Linked DNA regions of Homo sapiens: region 1 is linked to region 2. Evidence: chromatin loops called from intact Hi-C (ENCODE). Cell type or tissue: MCF 10A. All regions are shown on one strand. Links, peaks and the distances in the headings refer to the core of each region. The heading gives the core; the rest is flanking DNA. Region 1 overlaps LINC02955 (long intergenic non-protein coding RNA 2955). Region 2 overlaps LINC02955 (long intergenic non-protein coding RNA 2955).

Evidence for each region. A loop is a pair of places that touch in the nucleus more often than their neighbours do. Peaks named below come from ENCODE experiments on the same cell type or tissue, not always from the same donor. Only the 100,000 strongest peaks of a DNase experiment are listed, where the experiment ranks them.
Region 1: a loop joins it to region 2, with 9 times the contacts of the local background. A loop is called at or near these places in 2 of 110 quality-filtered maps.

Annotation. Positions count from the first base shown.
Region 1 is chr12:22,975,938-22,984,284 of GRCh38, reverse strand. All of the region lies in intron 6 of LINC02955 (long intergenic non-protein coding RNA 2955), which reads right to left. Among named protein-coding and RNA genes, the nearest start is that of LINC02955, 280 kb to the right of the region's middle. In MCF 10A, for the core only: a CTCF peak has its summit at 2,388 (motif pointing right); a DNase peak (open chromatin) is centred at 5,104.
Region 2 is chr12:23,081,385-23,089,731 of GRCh38, reverse strand. All of the region lies in intron 10 of LINC02955 (long intergenic non-protein coding RNA 2955), which reads right to left. Among named protein-coding and RNA genes, the nearest start is that of LINC02955, 390 kb to the right of the region's middle. In MCF 10A, for the core only: no CTCF peak of the experiment used is centred there; DNase peaks (open chromatin) are centred at 4,951 and 6,271.

The DNA.
Region 1 (8,347 bases), core at 249-8,248, 110 kb after region 2:
TAATGTGTGCGTTTATATATCTGATGTTCATAGTTTATAAAGAAAGTGACATTATTTAAAATAAATGCTTGTCACTAAACCAACTTCATACTTCCCGTGCCTATTCTTGCTTCTTATAAAAAATTCACTTGACACTAGCTATTTTTTAAGTACATGGATTAGAGTATTTGACAAAATGTAAGGATATCCACAATAGAAATATTTCCCAGTAATTTACTAATTATATTTAAAACTGAATTACATCCATTTAGTGCTTTTCCTGTCATAGCAGACCAGTGTGCATCGGCAAATTTACTGACATAAAGTCACTGTGATCTTACATAAAGAAACAAGGATGTCAAAAATATCCTACAGTTGCAAATGATAAAATAGGCAATGTCTGGAAATGAGAATGCTATTACCAAAAGTGCCTCATCAGTTACCAGAGGAAGCTGGCAGTATGCAGAATGCAATGACTTCACTGTGATTGACTATGACACATAAAAGCTGTCAGAACCAGCACCTACCCAGGGATTAACCCTTTACTTTTCCAGCAAATTACTGATGGCACCTCTAAGCAGAATGAAGCTTTGCCTTGCATTGATCTGGCTGGATAATCCAGAAGATCTTAGCTGGGACAAGTCTGGAGGAAAAGTAGAAACCAAGTGTTTTATCAAACCCATTTCACATTATCTCTGGGTAATTGGCACAGAGAATGTGCAAAATGGTTTGCCAAATCTGTCTGAGATCGAGGCTTTACCCAAATGATAGACTCCTATTACTCTGAGCTAAACAATAATGTTCCTAAATGTACAGATGTTTAGAAGGATATAATTAAAAATCTGCAAAAAAATTTTCAAACCCCAGTACATTAGAGACATTTTGCTGGGATTTGTATAGGATTTAAAGAAAAATATTTAGTGCCCTGCCTTCAGAAACAAATTTTATACAAGCAAACCAACACTTAAATGTATAATCAAGGAAAGAGAATCATCAGTCAGTTTAGGGTAAGCTATGCTGCCTACACTCTTCAGCTGACTTTTTATAAAAGGCCCTAAGAAAGTGCTTTCCAGACCAGCTAGAGAGAAAAGAGGGTGTGTCAGTCAGCTCTCGCTTTAAAATACATTAAATCCAAGTGGCTTAAAACAACGACCATTCATTATTTCTCATAAGTCTATGTGTTGACCAGGTGCCTGGATCATTTATTTTATTTTTGTCTTTGCTTATAAGTCTGAATTTGAAGCAGGATATTTCCCTGACCCCTTGGAGTGACCCCTGACAGGGGTGCCTCATTTACCCAGCTGCAGCTTTCAACTCCTCCGAGGAGGGAGAGTGTGAGCAAATGAGGCAGGAACTGGAGTGTGTGAATACCCCGGAACCAGCTGGCTGTTTTGGAGCTGGCGGGAGTGAACACTCTACTCACTCAAACCCGCTAGGCTCCGTCCCTCGTGGGAGGGAGCGTGCAGGTGAGCGGGTGCAGGAGCTGGGGCCAGTGCTTTCGGGCGCCGGCAGGAGCAAACTCTGTGTGGGCCCAGTGGCAGCATCTGGGGGTGCCCACAACCCCTGAAACCCCAGAGGGTGTGTTACAGGGCTCTTTTAGTGTTAACATATTTTAAGTGTTAACAGCTCAGTGGGCCCTTTTGTATCCGCATTTGTAGCTCCCGAGCTCTTGTCTGGCGTCTAGGAAAAATTAAGTCACACGAAAAATTGAAGGATGGTAAATGTGGGAGATTTTCTTGCCGATGAAAGTGGCTCTCAGCGAGAAGGGGAGTTGAAAAAGGGATCGGGCGGGAAAGTAGTCTTCCCCTGAAGTCTGGTCATCTCCGGCCAGATTCTTCTCCAAAGTTACACCATCAAGCTGTCCCTCCAAAGTCAAGTCACTTCTCTTCAACGTCCAGCTGCTTCTCTCTGCTGGCTTAGTCTGGGGTCTTTATAGGCACAGAATGGGGGCAGGGTGGGCCATGGGTGGTTTAGAAAAAGGCAACATTTGAGCCGGTAAACAGGGATGTCAGTTCTCACTTTGAGCTGTGGTCTCAGGCTTTTCGGCTTGAGGGCAGGGACCTGGGGACCCACCCCTGTGCGCCTAGAATTTGCCAGGGACCCACCCCTGTGTGCCTAGAATTTCTCTGCTTCCTGACACTATCAAATTGACAGGTCAGCTAAGGACTGATTGGTCTAGGCTAACTCAGTGAACTGGCTGGAATGGCTCAATTCTGTCTCAGGTGGTCTCTCCTCACTCGGCAGGCTATCCCACAGAGAAGGGGTACCATACAGAAAGATGTGTGCAAGGCCTCTTGAAACTTGGGCTTGATACCGGCATAGGGATACATCCACTGTATTCTATTACTAAAGCAAGTCACAAAGTCAGTCCAGATTTAAAGGGTGAGGAAGAGGCTCTGCCTCTTGATGGCAGCAGCTGCAAAGTCAACATTGTAAAATATGTGGAAACAGGGAAGGGGTAAGAACTGGAGTTCTTTTCACAATCTATCACAGTCTGCTCTCTGGCCACAGTTATTCGTATTCTTCCCATATGTTAAATATACCCACTCCCTCATGTCAATGAAACACCTGCTCACTGAGTTGTCTATTAACTTATACTAAGATCACTTTTTAAGCTTACATTCCAAGAAGCATAATAACATCTGGCACAACAAATAAGTTGGTTTAGGAAGAACTCTGCATGCATATGGAGCTAACTATTCATAGCCCCTAAGTTTGATCTGTCAGTGAATAATATTTGCCAAGGAAAAAATAAAGGACGAAAAAGCAACACAACCATGGCCAGCAGTCATAGTCCTGTTTTTTTGTTTTTGTTTTTAAATATATAAGTTTTGGAAGACGATAGAGAATCTATATACGTATACATTCCCAGTCCATCCAGTCCATGGAGGAATCAACAAGCTTCCAGGTAACCTTTTGGGAGTGGCTAGGGAACTAAACTATAAATGATCTTTGCTGATTTGTCCTTTCATGTCACTGAAACACTTGGCAAATAATAAAATTATTTTACAATAGTAATTTAACACAAATTGGAAGATTGTGTTTCAGTCACAGAAGTATAAATGTGGCTAGCTTAAGCAAGTTTAATTTTCTGCCCAAGCATTTGGCCACCCAGAGACATGTAATGAAAAGCAATTGAACTTGCTTCTGTAAAACTATTTACTCCCTTCAGTTGCAGGGTTTATGGACCCATTGTTCAATAGTTCTCTCTTGGATTTCAACACATTCTTGATTGGTTGCTAAGTAAAAATATAAAGAATGCCAAAAAGTATACTAGATATTTGGACAGATTAGTTGATAAAGTACCATAATTATGTAATCAACAATTAAAAGACCAACTTGGACATTTAAAAGGCCAAGAGCCCAAGTTTTTGTTTGTGCTTATCATTCCAGTACGTGCTTGGAAAAATGCACACCAACAAATGTGGGCAGCCAATTTAAATCTTTCAAATTGTGCCACCACTGTATTTTCCCTGTCTAGAATGCACTAAAATGTAATCCATTCTAATGCAATTTAATAAAATATATATCATAGAGGAGAGCTACTACTTATTCCAGGTTTATATGCAAATTTATGGCTGTTGAAAATGAACTTTCAGAAACATTACTGAGAAGGTAGTGAGAGGAGCTACTACGTAAGACATAATTTGTTGGACTCAAAGTTTAGCTATATTAATTCCAAGTCCTAGGAAGTCTCTGGGAAGTAGAATCAACAATCAACAAAACTTTTGTCACACAATATAACAGCTGTGGAAGATTGGCATAGTAATAATCCTTAATGAATGATACCTCCTTCATCTAGACCCTTGTATCATTCCCTCCCACACTGCTTCTGAGCTTGGCCATGGGTCTTGCTTTGGCCGATGGAACATTGGCCAAATGACATAACCAAAGACTTGAAAAGTGCCTGTGCACTAGGGCTTGTTCCCTGGTAATGCAGGCATCACGTGAAAATGCCTGAGTTAGCCTGCTAAAGACAGATGAGAAAAGCTCGGATGAGAAAAGAGGCAGCAACAATTGCTAGGCATGCAGTGAGGCCATTTAGACCATTCAGCTCCAGTTGAGCCGTCAGATGACTGTAGTCACATGAGTGACCCCAGCCAGAGTTACAAAAGAACTGCCCAGCTGTACTTAGCCAATGTGATTAATATATAGAATTGTGAACAAATATAATGGTTGTTGTTTATGTGACTATATTTGGTGTGGTTTGTAACAAAGGAGAGAGAACTGATACAGCAGCAAAGTGTCACGTCCTCCCTTTGTTCTCTTAAGGTCTGATCATGCCTTTGCTCATATCCTGCCAGTTTCTTCAGCTTCCTAGACTGGTTCATCCATCCTCTGTCATGTCTGTCCTTAGTCTCTGAGCTGCTATCAATTCAATTCAATCCAATTCAACATGACTTTTTTGAGCACCCATTCTTTCTTCAGCCTTCTATTAAGTTACTAAAAATAATATCAGTTTCACATTCACTAAATGAGCTTCTATTCTGGGATAGCCCCTTTGTGCAAATATGTGTTGGATAAAACAAGTATTACACAGTTAGGTTATTTGAAAAACAGTTGATTTTTACGAGACTTATAGCCTATCAAGGGAGCTTAATATGAAAGTGAGTGTTGGAGAACAGGATATGCAGTGAGTGCACGAATGCATAACTGAGGGTGGTGGGACTGAGAGAAGGATGGTTGGAAGGAAAATGAAGAATCTGCAAGACAGCCATGGGAAACAATCAATAGCGACAAATGTCATTCCTTTGCTTTATGTCTCCAGAAGTCCTCCTTCCTGACCTCTCTTCTTTATACCTTCTTTTTCTTCAAAGCGCGTTCTAAATATCATGCAGCTTTGGCATAAATAGAAAAGTGTGTAAAATATATTAATTTTTAAAAAAATGCTCACAAGAAAAAGCACAGTAGTCCACTGGCATCTCCCCTACCGTAGTGTTTATATCCTCATTAGCCACAAAATCTGGTTGAAAGTGCAACAAAAATAAAGTGGTGGGTGAGGATGAGACACATGGCTGGACATGCTTTCAACAGCAGGCATCTGGCCAGCCACGTCAACAAATGTGGTCCACATGGCACAGAGTAGTGTGGTAGGAATGGGCCATGTAGTAAAGAGAGGAGAAAGAGCCAGTCCTCTCCCAATGTACAGGCTGCCCCCAAACAGATACCCTTCTACTTAGTCAGCACCACCACATTACTCAATTCCAGGCGGACTCACCTGGAACTTTGCCATGTGGCAGCTCTATTCTGCCTTAGGAATGAAAATTTAAACATGTTTCTTATATTTTATGCCTATCTCTTTGCTTGACTGGCCATGTCTATCTAGTAACTATGCAGAAAGATGCTGCTTCTAGGTAGAACCTAACTTACATTGGGTCTTGGACCACAGCACAATAATTTGGGATGACAGAGGGCATTGCCATTTTGGAGATGGGGCAACAGAAACATGCCACCAAATTTTATTGGGCTTCTATATATCTAGGCAAGGAGAGCCACAATCACCAAAATCAATGCAGGCCATGGTTAGATTGTCTCAGCACAGCAAATGAAGGACACTTTGTTTAGAAATTCTCAAGTGAAATGAAAAAAAATTTACAATTCAAAACACAGTATCTTAATCACATTTATTTTCTCTTTTTTTCTTTTTCTTTCTTTTTTCTTTTTTTCTTTTTTTAATTTATTTTTATTTTTTTGAGATAGGGTATCCCTCTATCGCCCAGGCTGGAGCACACTGGTGGGCTCACTGCAGCCTCAACCTCCTAGGCTCAAGCGACCCTCCCACCTCAGCCTCCTGAGTAGCTTTTGGCAGAAAAGTATGAAGATATTCCCAAGTAGTTCTTCCTTTATGCAAGAATAAACAAGAAGTAATTTTATTCAAGAAAATTTATGAATCGAATGATAAATCAAAATCTATAATGAACTCTACCACTATGCTGTGTCTAAAAGAAAACTAAACCCACATGTGTTTATGAACCAAAATTATGTCAAAAATCACTTTAATTTAAAAATGGTTTACCTTCCCTAATTTCATTTTTTATTTGCTATACTTCACCTTTCTCTTTAACTCCATTGTTACAGTGAAGATTTTCTAGTAATACTTTGCATACATTTTGCCCGTTATAGTTAGGCAAACGATTTATGAAGTATTTTCTTATTTAATAGACACAGACCTGTTAGGACCCGTTAGATATTCAACACATTTTTCGGAGGAGGAAACTGAGAGTTGGTCCATTTCATTGATTTGGCCACACCCATGGGGAAAACGGTGGGCATGGGTCCCTGTCCAGGCTAGATTCCTGCTCTTCCTTTTGCACCATGCCTCTGCCCTGGAAAAATCACCAGGTTTTTCCCCAGCCTGGTGATAGGACTGCTTCATGTAACAGAAGCAGACAATGTTTGCCCACAGGTATTGTCTTTAGAGGTTATCTTTTCATTTGCTCAAGTTCTATTTGTGTTGTTTCTACTATTTGTACTTACTGCAGTCTGTTTCTCCATCTTATAAATAAGTTGTATTTGAAATGCTCAGGTATGGAGACCTTTGTAAGAGAAAGACCTTTGTGGCTTATGTCAAACTTGACATGTAAACCGTTGTGGAATATCTTTTCACTTTAGTATTTTATGATTTTTCTGGAAATTGAATAAATCAGCAATTCTAGTGTCTAAAAGAAATATGTGAAGAGAATGTGCTTTTTATCATTATAACTGTATCCAAAATTCCCAGAATGGAAACTTGAAAATTACCTTAAAACATAGTTTGGGATTACATATTTGAATTACTTTTTTAAAATGTCCTATTTTAAAAGAAATTAACATATTTAAAAGAAAAAATTCCTATAAAGTTCTCTTTATATTTAAAAATACATTTTTTCCATAAAACTAGTGGTTTTTATAGGTCATCACAGTATTAAATAAAAATAGTTGGGCAATAGTAAAAGTCTAAATTATCAAAGAATTTGGATTAAAAGATCAAAACAACATTTCTACACTTAAAGAAATTATTTTCCTTTAAGAAAGTTTTTGCTTACCTATTCATAATATGGAATTAAAGTATATATTTCTTATCCAACATACAATTATATGTGTTAGAATGATTAAGTATGTTATATCTAATATAACTATTAAGTATTCTCCTTGTACTCTTTGTTATCCTTTAGAGATTTTAAATCCATAGTAATATTTAAATCACAAAATCAAGCTAAAGATGTAACATGAAGATATTTTCATATACAAACTTGATTTGGATTATGTCACTTAAGCCCTATTTAATACTAATATGTGACATTCTCATAGTACTTTATCACTTACAAAGTACTCTTTTTTTAAAAAAGCTCGTTTTTAATTTAAAATCAAAACAAATATTTAATTCCAAATTATTATTTTTTCTTCTTGGTGAAAAAATGTACACAGAAACATTTGAACTGTCTTCAGCAGAGGTGACAGCTAAATGAAGACAGCAGAGAAAAGAAATGAAAACGAAAACAGAGATCATAAAAGAAAGAAAGAATACTTTTAAAAGATGGAGAAATAAGGAAAGAGGTTTAATGTAAACGTGATACAGTCATGTTGATTTAACTCATACATAAGTACACCAGGCAAAAAAAATGGCCACATAAATGTGCTGGGTAAACTTTAAGAATCCAGAAAGGAGCCATTCATTGCTCTGTAACCTCAGCGGCAAGCTAAAATTATTTCCTAAATAACAGATTTCCAGTCTTGCTGAATTATTGTGTAACTGAGGGGCAATAACTTTAACCTAATCTCTCCCTTGGCTATCTGTAAAATGAACAACATGAACCAGATCCAGGTAATCTTAGATGCCATTTTCAGAAAATTCAATCTTGGAAACTTTTCTATGGAAAATCGAGCCACCCAACAATTCAGGTTTTGGGAGTTTTAATTAACAAAGTGGTTAACATCTAAAGAACAAGAGAAAATAGTATGTTAATTTAGAAGTTTAAAGAGCATATGTTATTTTCTTTTTCAGGCCCCATTATCATGAAGAGGTAAGTTAAGTTTGGCCAGATATTTTTGAGAACTGCTATTGCTAGAAAAGTTTAACTCAGATGTCACATAAAAGTTTCTCTTGTGAAATACTGAGATTTCCAAATAATGCTTACATTTTCTAACAAAGTCATAAGTCAATTTTAAAATTTGCTTGTCTCTTAACTGGAGCAAGGAGTGGAAAATGACAAATTCATATTGCTTCTTATATGCATTCATTCATACATGTGCTTAGTAAGTATTTTACCTAACTCAGTTATGTAGATTTGGCCAATGGAGCTTGTTTCTTTTAGTATTTATCCAGTTTCAAATTTAATACAACCTACCATTATGATTTCAGCAGTTGATGGTAATTTTGTCAGGCATT
Region 2 (8,347 bases), core at 239-8,238:
ACAGACGCATGAAAAAATGCTCATCATCACTGGCCATCAGAGAAATGCAAATCAAAACCACAATGAGCTATCATCTCACACCAGTTAGAATGGCTATCATTAAAAAGTCAGAAAACAACAGGTGCTGGAAAGGATGTGGAGAAATAGGAACACTTTTACACTGTTGGTGGGACTGTAAACTAGTTCATCCATTGTGGAAGACAGTGTGGCAATTCCCTAGGGATCTAGAACTAGAAATACCATTTGACCCAGCCATCCCATTACTGGGTACATACCCAAAGGAATATAAATCATGCTGCTATAAAAACACATGCACTCGTATGTTTATTGCAGCACTACTCACAATAGCAAAGACTTGGAACCAACCCAAATGTCCAACAATGATAGACTGGATTAAGAAAATGTGGCACATATACACCATGGAATACTATGCAGCCATAAAAAAGGATGAGTTCATGTCCTTTGTAGGGACATGGATGAAGCTGGAAACCATCATTCTCAGCAAACTATCTCAAGGACAAAAAACCAAACACTGCATGTTCTCACTCACAGGTGGGAATTGAACAATGAGAACACTTGGACAGAGGAAGGGGAATATCACACACCAGGGCCTGTTGTGGGGTGGGGGGGAGGATGGAGGGATAGCATTAGGAGATATACCTAATGTAAATGATGAGTTAATGGGTGCAGCACACCAACATGGCACATGTATACATATGTAACAAACCTGCACATTGTGCACATGTACCCTAGAACTTAAAGTATAATTATAAAAAAAAAAAAAGAAAAAGTTTGGCAGATTATATAAAAAGTTAAACGTAGTATATACTCAAGCCATTCTTCTCTTAGATATTTACCATGAGTAATAAAAGTATATGTTATGTTCACTGCAGCTTCATTTGCAATAGCCCAACACTGGAATCAACTCCAATATAAATGGGTGAATGGGTTAAAAAAAATTGTGGTATATCCATACAGTGGAAGCCTACTCAGCAATAAAAGGAATAAAGTAGAGATACATACTGTATAATAGATGGATCACAAGATAATTTTATGAATGGAGAAATCAAGTAAAATAAAAGACAAACTGTATGATTCTATTTATATAAAATTCAGCAAAGTGCAAACAATGGCTGGTAGGGTGCATAGTCTGTAAGTATGTGCCCCAGAGTAAAGAAGCTTGGGAGGGAGGAATTATAAAGAGGCCTGTGGGAACTTTTGGGAGTGATGGATATGCTCATTATTGTGATTGTGTTGATGTTTTCACAAGTGTATATATGTCAAAACATCAAACTGTATACTTTGAAACATTTATTAGTTACCAATAATGTCTTTTAAAAGCAATTAATTTTTTTTAAAATAGGCCAAATTAATACTCAGGGTAATACAGTCATGTGTCACTTAGTGATCGGGATACATAAGGAATGTGTCCTTAGGCAATTTTTTTCATTATGCAAATATCATAGTGGACTAATACAAACCTAGATGGTATAACCCACAACACACCTAGGCTGTATGGAGTAGCTTACTGCTCCTAGGCTACAAACCTGTACAGCATGTTACTGCACTGAATACTGTAGGCAATTGGAAGAAAAGTCACTAGGCAATAGGAATTTTTCAAGTCCATTATAATCTACTGAGACCACTGTTGTATATGTAATTTGTTGTTGACCAAAACATTGCACATGATTATATTTTCTCAGAAGAGAGCCTTCTGATGTAATAGAAAGTCTTCCATAGTTTGATGGGTTGTCTACAAACACACAGACACACACAAATTAAGCTCTATACTTCAGATTTTTGCATTTTGCTGTATTTAGGTTGCATTTTACTCTATTAAAACCTTTTTTTTAAAGTAATTAAAAGAACTAAAACAGTGAATATGGAGGAGAGAGCCTAGAACCATGACTAACTGTCAGGAGACATAAACAAAGAAAAGAAGAAATTGACAGAGTAGGATATACAAAAAGATGCAAAAACAAATTTTTTAAAAAACAGGAGGAGCAAACCTGGGGAGCAACAGTTGGATTTTACTCCAGCAACGTAAATGAACCCATCATGACCACATGAAAAAGCTGGCACTGTTGTCTATACTCCAGTCATAAGATTACTCCAGGATACATTTTGTTAACTTTTCTTTCACTCTGCATTGCCATGCTTTATTATTTTTTTTAAAATCCCTTCTCCTTTTCTAACTAACTCTTCTGGATTAAACACTAAACTTGTTTTCTTTGGGTTTGGTCCTGTTGCATGGAGTCTATCTCCCCTGCACAGGATTCTGGTCTTTATCTTGCGTGTTCATGCAGTAATACCTATAGAAAGGGTGATCTCTTCCACACAGCTTACCATATTTCTATAAGACACTCCTCAGATGGGATTGGTGTGATCTCTTACCTGCCACTTACTGACCATTGTGTGGGATAGCAGGAGTAACAGGTGAAGGGAAAAGGGAGCAAGAAAGGACAGTACATTAAAAATAAGAAGCAGCTAAAATAGCTGTGAATAAAGGAGTAAGAACATTTGACAACCGGTCATTAGATTTGCCTCAGGGCCTTGGAATAATCTAGAAGAAACCAGGAGCACAAAAGGATAGATTACAAAATATTATGGTAAAATAGGATGATAAGCACAAATATTCAATGCAATTATGTAAGAAACTCATACATTTTGGAAATATTTATAGAGAAAGCAGAATTAGGTGAAGGATTTTTATTTAAACATGTAAAGGTCATGAATAGGAAGAAGAGAATATTTGAGAAGGAGTTAGTATAATTTTTCCTCTAGGTTTCCAGGAAATAAATTAGGAAAAGAAGGGGGTTTATGCCTCATTTCAACCCCACCCAATTTAACTCCCAGCATAAAACTAAGAGAAACAATTTTTGTGTCTTCCAGCTTTGTTTTCACTGTACAAACCTATGGGTGTGTGTGTGTGTGTGTGTGTGTGTGTGTGTGTGTGTGTGTGTGTGTGTTGGAAGGTGTCCAGATAAGCTTTGTTGCCATGAAACTTGAGAAAGAAAGGAGGTGATATGGGCTAGAGATAGCCACGTTGAGGGTGAACAATCTCAAAGCTGCTAGAGAGCAAGTCAATGTTCTGAATATTGAGTACAAAGCAGGTAACAGGGATTTTGTGGTTCAAAGCAATTGACCTCTTAGTTAATACAGAAGAAACCAAGAGCTCAAGGCACATAGTACTGGAAGTTTAGATGCTCACTGAGAGAGGAATCCCCAAAGTGAGCAATATTGTAGCACCTCGATACTCTGCACTCTGACTTCTTTTAAACTTTGTGTTGAGTGGGTCATGCTGAGCCCACAGGTGCATGGGAGGCAATGGCTGCCAAAGGGAGAATAAAGAATCATGGAAAGTTGTTACATTATTTCATATATTTCATTCTTGGTTACCTTCCAATCAAAATTATCAGCTCTTCAAAGATGGATAAAATGATATAATATGATTGAAGGCTTTAAAATTACAAGGTTAAAAAGTCATCACACATTTTAATTGGAGCAGATGTGAAATGCCCTTTTCTAAAGGTAAAAAATTCATATATAAACATCACTCTGATGCCCAAGTCAAAAAGACAACCTAAGATTCCAATCCAAGAATTCTGATTAAGGTTATATATATATATATATATATATATATATATATATATATATACACACACACACACACACACACACACACACACACATATACACACACCTATATGATATCTATAACACATATATATGTGTATATATGTATATCAAGCATGCTGGTGAATCTAGTAATTCCTATACCATAAATTCAAGGCAAGAAGAAAGAAGCTGCAGGAGAGCAAAGAAGACAAGGAAAAGCTATATATTCTAGTTGAGATGGTCTTCAAGGATTCTCTACACCCCAGAAAAAATCTGAATCCCAGTATTTACTCCTTTGTGTAGTCCCCCTCTCCTTGAACCCAGGTTGGCCCTGTGACTCATTTTTGACCAATACAATATGGCAAAAGTAAGCTTCTAATACTGTATTACAAGTCAAGTCTTGTTGATTTGGCTTGAGTCCCCTAAAACTCTAACCTTTGAGATGCTTTCTTTCAGAATCCAGCCACCAAGCCATGTGCATAGTCTGTATGTATGTGCCCCAGTCAACAACTTCATCTAATCTCTCAGATGAAAGCCAGTATCAACTGCAATCCACTTGAATGAACCAGCTCAGAAATTCCAGTCCAATCTTAACTCCCACATAACATCAACATCTAATGTCATGTGGAACACAAGAACTGCCCAGTTGAGTCTAGTTAACGTACAGAATTGTGAGACATAATAAAATCGTTGTTTAAGCCACTAAGGTTTGAAAAATGGTTAATGAAAATGAAAATGATTGCAAGAATAAACAATCAAAATGACTTATCAATTTCTTAATGTGATGATGTACTAGTTAAATATTACTGTGTAACAAATCACCACAAAACTTAGTGATTTTAAAAAGTAAGTTATCAAACTTTTTCTTAAAGGGACAGATAGTAAATATTTTAGACTCTGTGGACCATAAAGTCTCTGTCCCAACTAATCAACTCTGCCATTGTAGGGTGAAAGCAGCCATAGACAATACATAGACAAATGGGTATGGCTGTGTTCCAATAAAACTTTATTTACAAAAACTGGCAGCTGGCTTATGGGCTCATAGTTTGTCAACCTCTCTTTAAAAAAATAAGCATATTATTGCTCACAATTCTATAGGTCAGATGGGTGGTTCTGCTGATTTGAGCCAGTGTTAACTGATCTCAGCTTGGTTCATTCATGCATCTGCCATTAGCTGGCAGGTTAACAGGGGGCTGGCTGGTCTATGATGGCCTCACTTACATCTGGTGTTTTGCTGGCTGCCAGCTGGAGCTATAGGGGTGACTGGGCCACATGTCTCTTATCATTCATCAGGCTAGCCCAGGCTTATTCACATAGTGGTGGCAGAGTTCCAAGAGAATGAGTAAAAGCACACAGACCTTTTGAGGGCTAGACTCAGAATTGGCACATTTTCACTTCTATCCTGTTCTGTGGACCGAGGTATGAGTAAGTCATAAGATCAACCCAAATTCAAGTAATGGGGAAACAGACTCAACCCCTTGATGGAGGAGCTATAAAGTCATCATGCAAAGGGCACGGATATAGGAAGGTGTGAAGAATTGTGGAACTTTGTGCAAATCTTGAGCCTATTAGTATGTGAGTTGAAGAGCTAGCATTCTAAATGGGAGTTGTTCCATTTCATTTTATAAGTAAAGACAAGGAAGCCCAGGTAAAGGAATTGACTCACCCAAGTCATTGTTGTTAGGTCAGCTCTGGAGACGGAAGAATAACTCGCTAATTGTGTCAGGAGGTTGTGGTTTCCTGATTCCTTAGAATGTCCATACGGGAACTTCAGGGTTTCCTAGCACAACTGTAAGAAGTTTCTCTTCTACACACAACCCTTCTCAGATGCTCTCCATACCACAGTCTTCAATTACAGTAAAGAAATATGATGATTAATATTGAGTGTCAACATTATTGGATTGAAGGATGCAAAGTATTGTTCCTGGTTGTGTACCTGTGAGGGTGTTTCCAAAGGAGATTAACATTTGAGTCAGTGGACTGGGAGAGGCAGATCCACTGTCAGTCTGGGTGGGCACCATCTATCTGATCAGCTGGGAGTGCAGCTAGAATAAAGCAGGCAGGAAACAGCGGAAAAGCAGACTTGCTGAGTCTTCTGGCCTCCATCTTTCTCCCCTACTGGATGCTTCCTGTCCTGGAACATCAGACTCCAAGTTCCTCAGCTTTTGGACTCTTGGACTTACACCAGTGCTGTGCAAGGGGCTCTGAAGCCTTCGGCCACAGACTGAAGGCTGTACTGTCAGCTTCCCCCTACTTTTGAGGTTTTGGGACTCAGACTGGTTTCCTTGCTCCTCAGCTTGCAGATGGCCTATCATGGGACTTCACCTTGTGATCATGGTGCACATATATTCTCCTAATAAACTCCTCTTCACATATATATCTATCCTATTACTTTTGCCCCCTTAGAGAACCCTGATACAAGGAACAATGAAGATGATAAATATTTATTATCTACTCAGATCCCTAAGAAAAATTCCTTATATCCAGAAATTCCCTCCTTATTATACTCTAAGAATCTTAATGCCTAACTTAGCATATCTTCAACCTAATACGTCTCCAGACATCTGCATCACTTGGCCACATGCCATAAATACGGAGTGGCCTGGTGATAATAGGTCCAGTGAGAATGACTCTTACTCAAACAGTTAAGCCACAGACTTGCTGTAAACATACTTAGAATGAGGTGGCTACAGGCTACAAATTACTCACCAGCTGCCACAGTTTTGGGCAACATCCCTACTAGTCAGTTCATAACCCACAGGGACTTATGAGAGAATGTTCAAGCTAAAACCTTCCCTCCTATTTTCAATTGCTATGCTGTTGGAAAAACAGTAGAATTATCTTTCCCACCCTGATTTAATGGTTTCTCGTAATGATACTGCCCTGTATTAAGTTCAATCTCCTATTCACCATTTAATAGCTTACAAAAATAAAATTTTCCATCCTGCCTTACCCTATGGACAGTGCTGACTTAAGCCAGAGCATATGTTAAAAGAAGCTCATCCCTGACTCCAGGAACCTAAAATTTGTCCTAAAATGTGATCTATACCCAACTTGGCTGCATTTAATTAAGCTAATAAGTTGTTCTAATGTTTTGTTTATGTTCTTATGGCTCAGAAAACTCTAAAATGCCTTTGTGGCTTACTTGTAAAGTAGCATTCTAGTATTTTTGTCTCTACCTCAAACACCTCTTATGTAATTCAAAACTTTCAAGAGTCAATCCCTAATTCAATATTAGGCACCAAAGCGTCTCCTAAACATAACCTGAAACTAATTCCCATGCCATGCTAATAAACTGAGCTATAAGACTCCAACGTATGTAATTTTCTGAAATTAGACTCCAGTCATTCATCATTTCTTTATGACTTCAATGGTGATGCTCTAGCATCACGATTCACCTTCTGTTCTCTCCACACACAACAACCCACACAGTAATTGCCGAAGCCTATGATTCTACCTTCTTCACTTCTCAGCAACAGTTTTCTTCTTTCCACTACCTTTACCCCTACTTAAATGAACCTCTGGTCTAGGCAATCTCTGCGCCCCTGCTCGTGGCTCTTCTTTATAATAAAATATCTTCTTTCACCATCTACTTCTACCAAAGTCGCACTCACACTGCAATATCACTTGCTTTTGTTTCCCTGACCAAATCTGATTTCTCCATTTATAAAACCTGTATCTTCTTATGCTTCAATTACAATAGAATTATTGTCCATATATTTTGTATGATCATTATTTATATATTTGTTGTAGAATGTCCTCTTTCTCTACAGGAAGCTAATTTTCATCTAACTTAAGGTATGCCTTTAGCATTTTGACATCGACGTTTAACTTTCTAAAGCAAGATCTGTAAGGGGCCCCACTGTAATGCTTCATCCTTTCTGTTGATATAGCAGCAGTTTTACCAAACACAGCAATAAAAGCCTCATGGGGAATTAGAACCCACATTTCCACAATCATGTAGGAAGTGTAAACGCAAAATTGTTAATAGCCTCCCCAGAGTTTAAGCTCTTGTTATGATGCCTTCCATGATTTCACCATGGTTTAAGAGTAATGAAATATCTCAATTCAGATTTGAAAGCACGAAATACAAAATAAGGGTGATTTAGTCATCTCTTTCAAAGCCTGGTTTTGTTAGCTGTACAAGTTTCTTTAATATGTAACCTGATTACAAGACAGCATGAAAATTCATTTCTAAGTTAGGTAGTATTACTATGCATACATTATATAAAAGCATTATATAATGCTTTTAAAGCAACTCTTTGCACAGAAATATCAAGTGCTATATCTATTGTTTTACATCTCTTTTTTTTCTGCAGTGTAAGATAGGACTTTTTTGACCAATTCATTAAATTCTTTAATAAAAATGTTTTATTTGGTCAGCCAAATTACTACACATTTTTCTGAACTTCTGATATCTTTACATGTGCAGAGATGAGAGGCAGGAGAAACTCAGTGGTCTCATAGTATTCTCAAAATAGAAACATTATAATTAGAGTAATTAACTTCTAGAACAGCAATATCTAAACAAAATCCAAACAAAGTTTGTGCACATGCCTTTGGTTACATATTTTTGTGCTTGACAAATGTTTACTTAAAAAAAAAAACTTTGTTCCCAAATAGTGACTAAAATCAAGTGTACAGGTTTGATGTGCATGACATAATTAGGTTTGTTCCATGCCATAGTTGCTTTCATTTATTGAGTGCTTACTCTGGGCCAGTCATCATG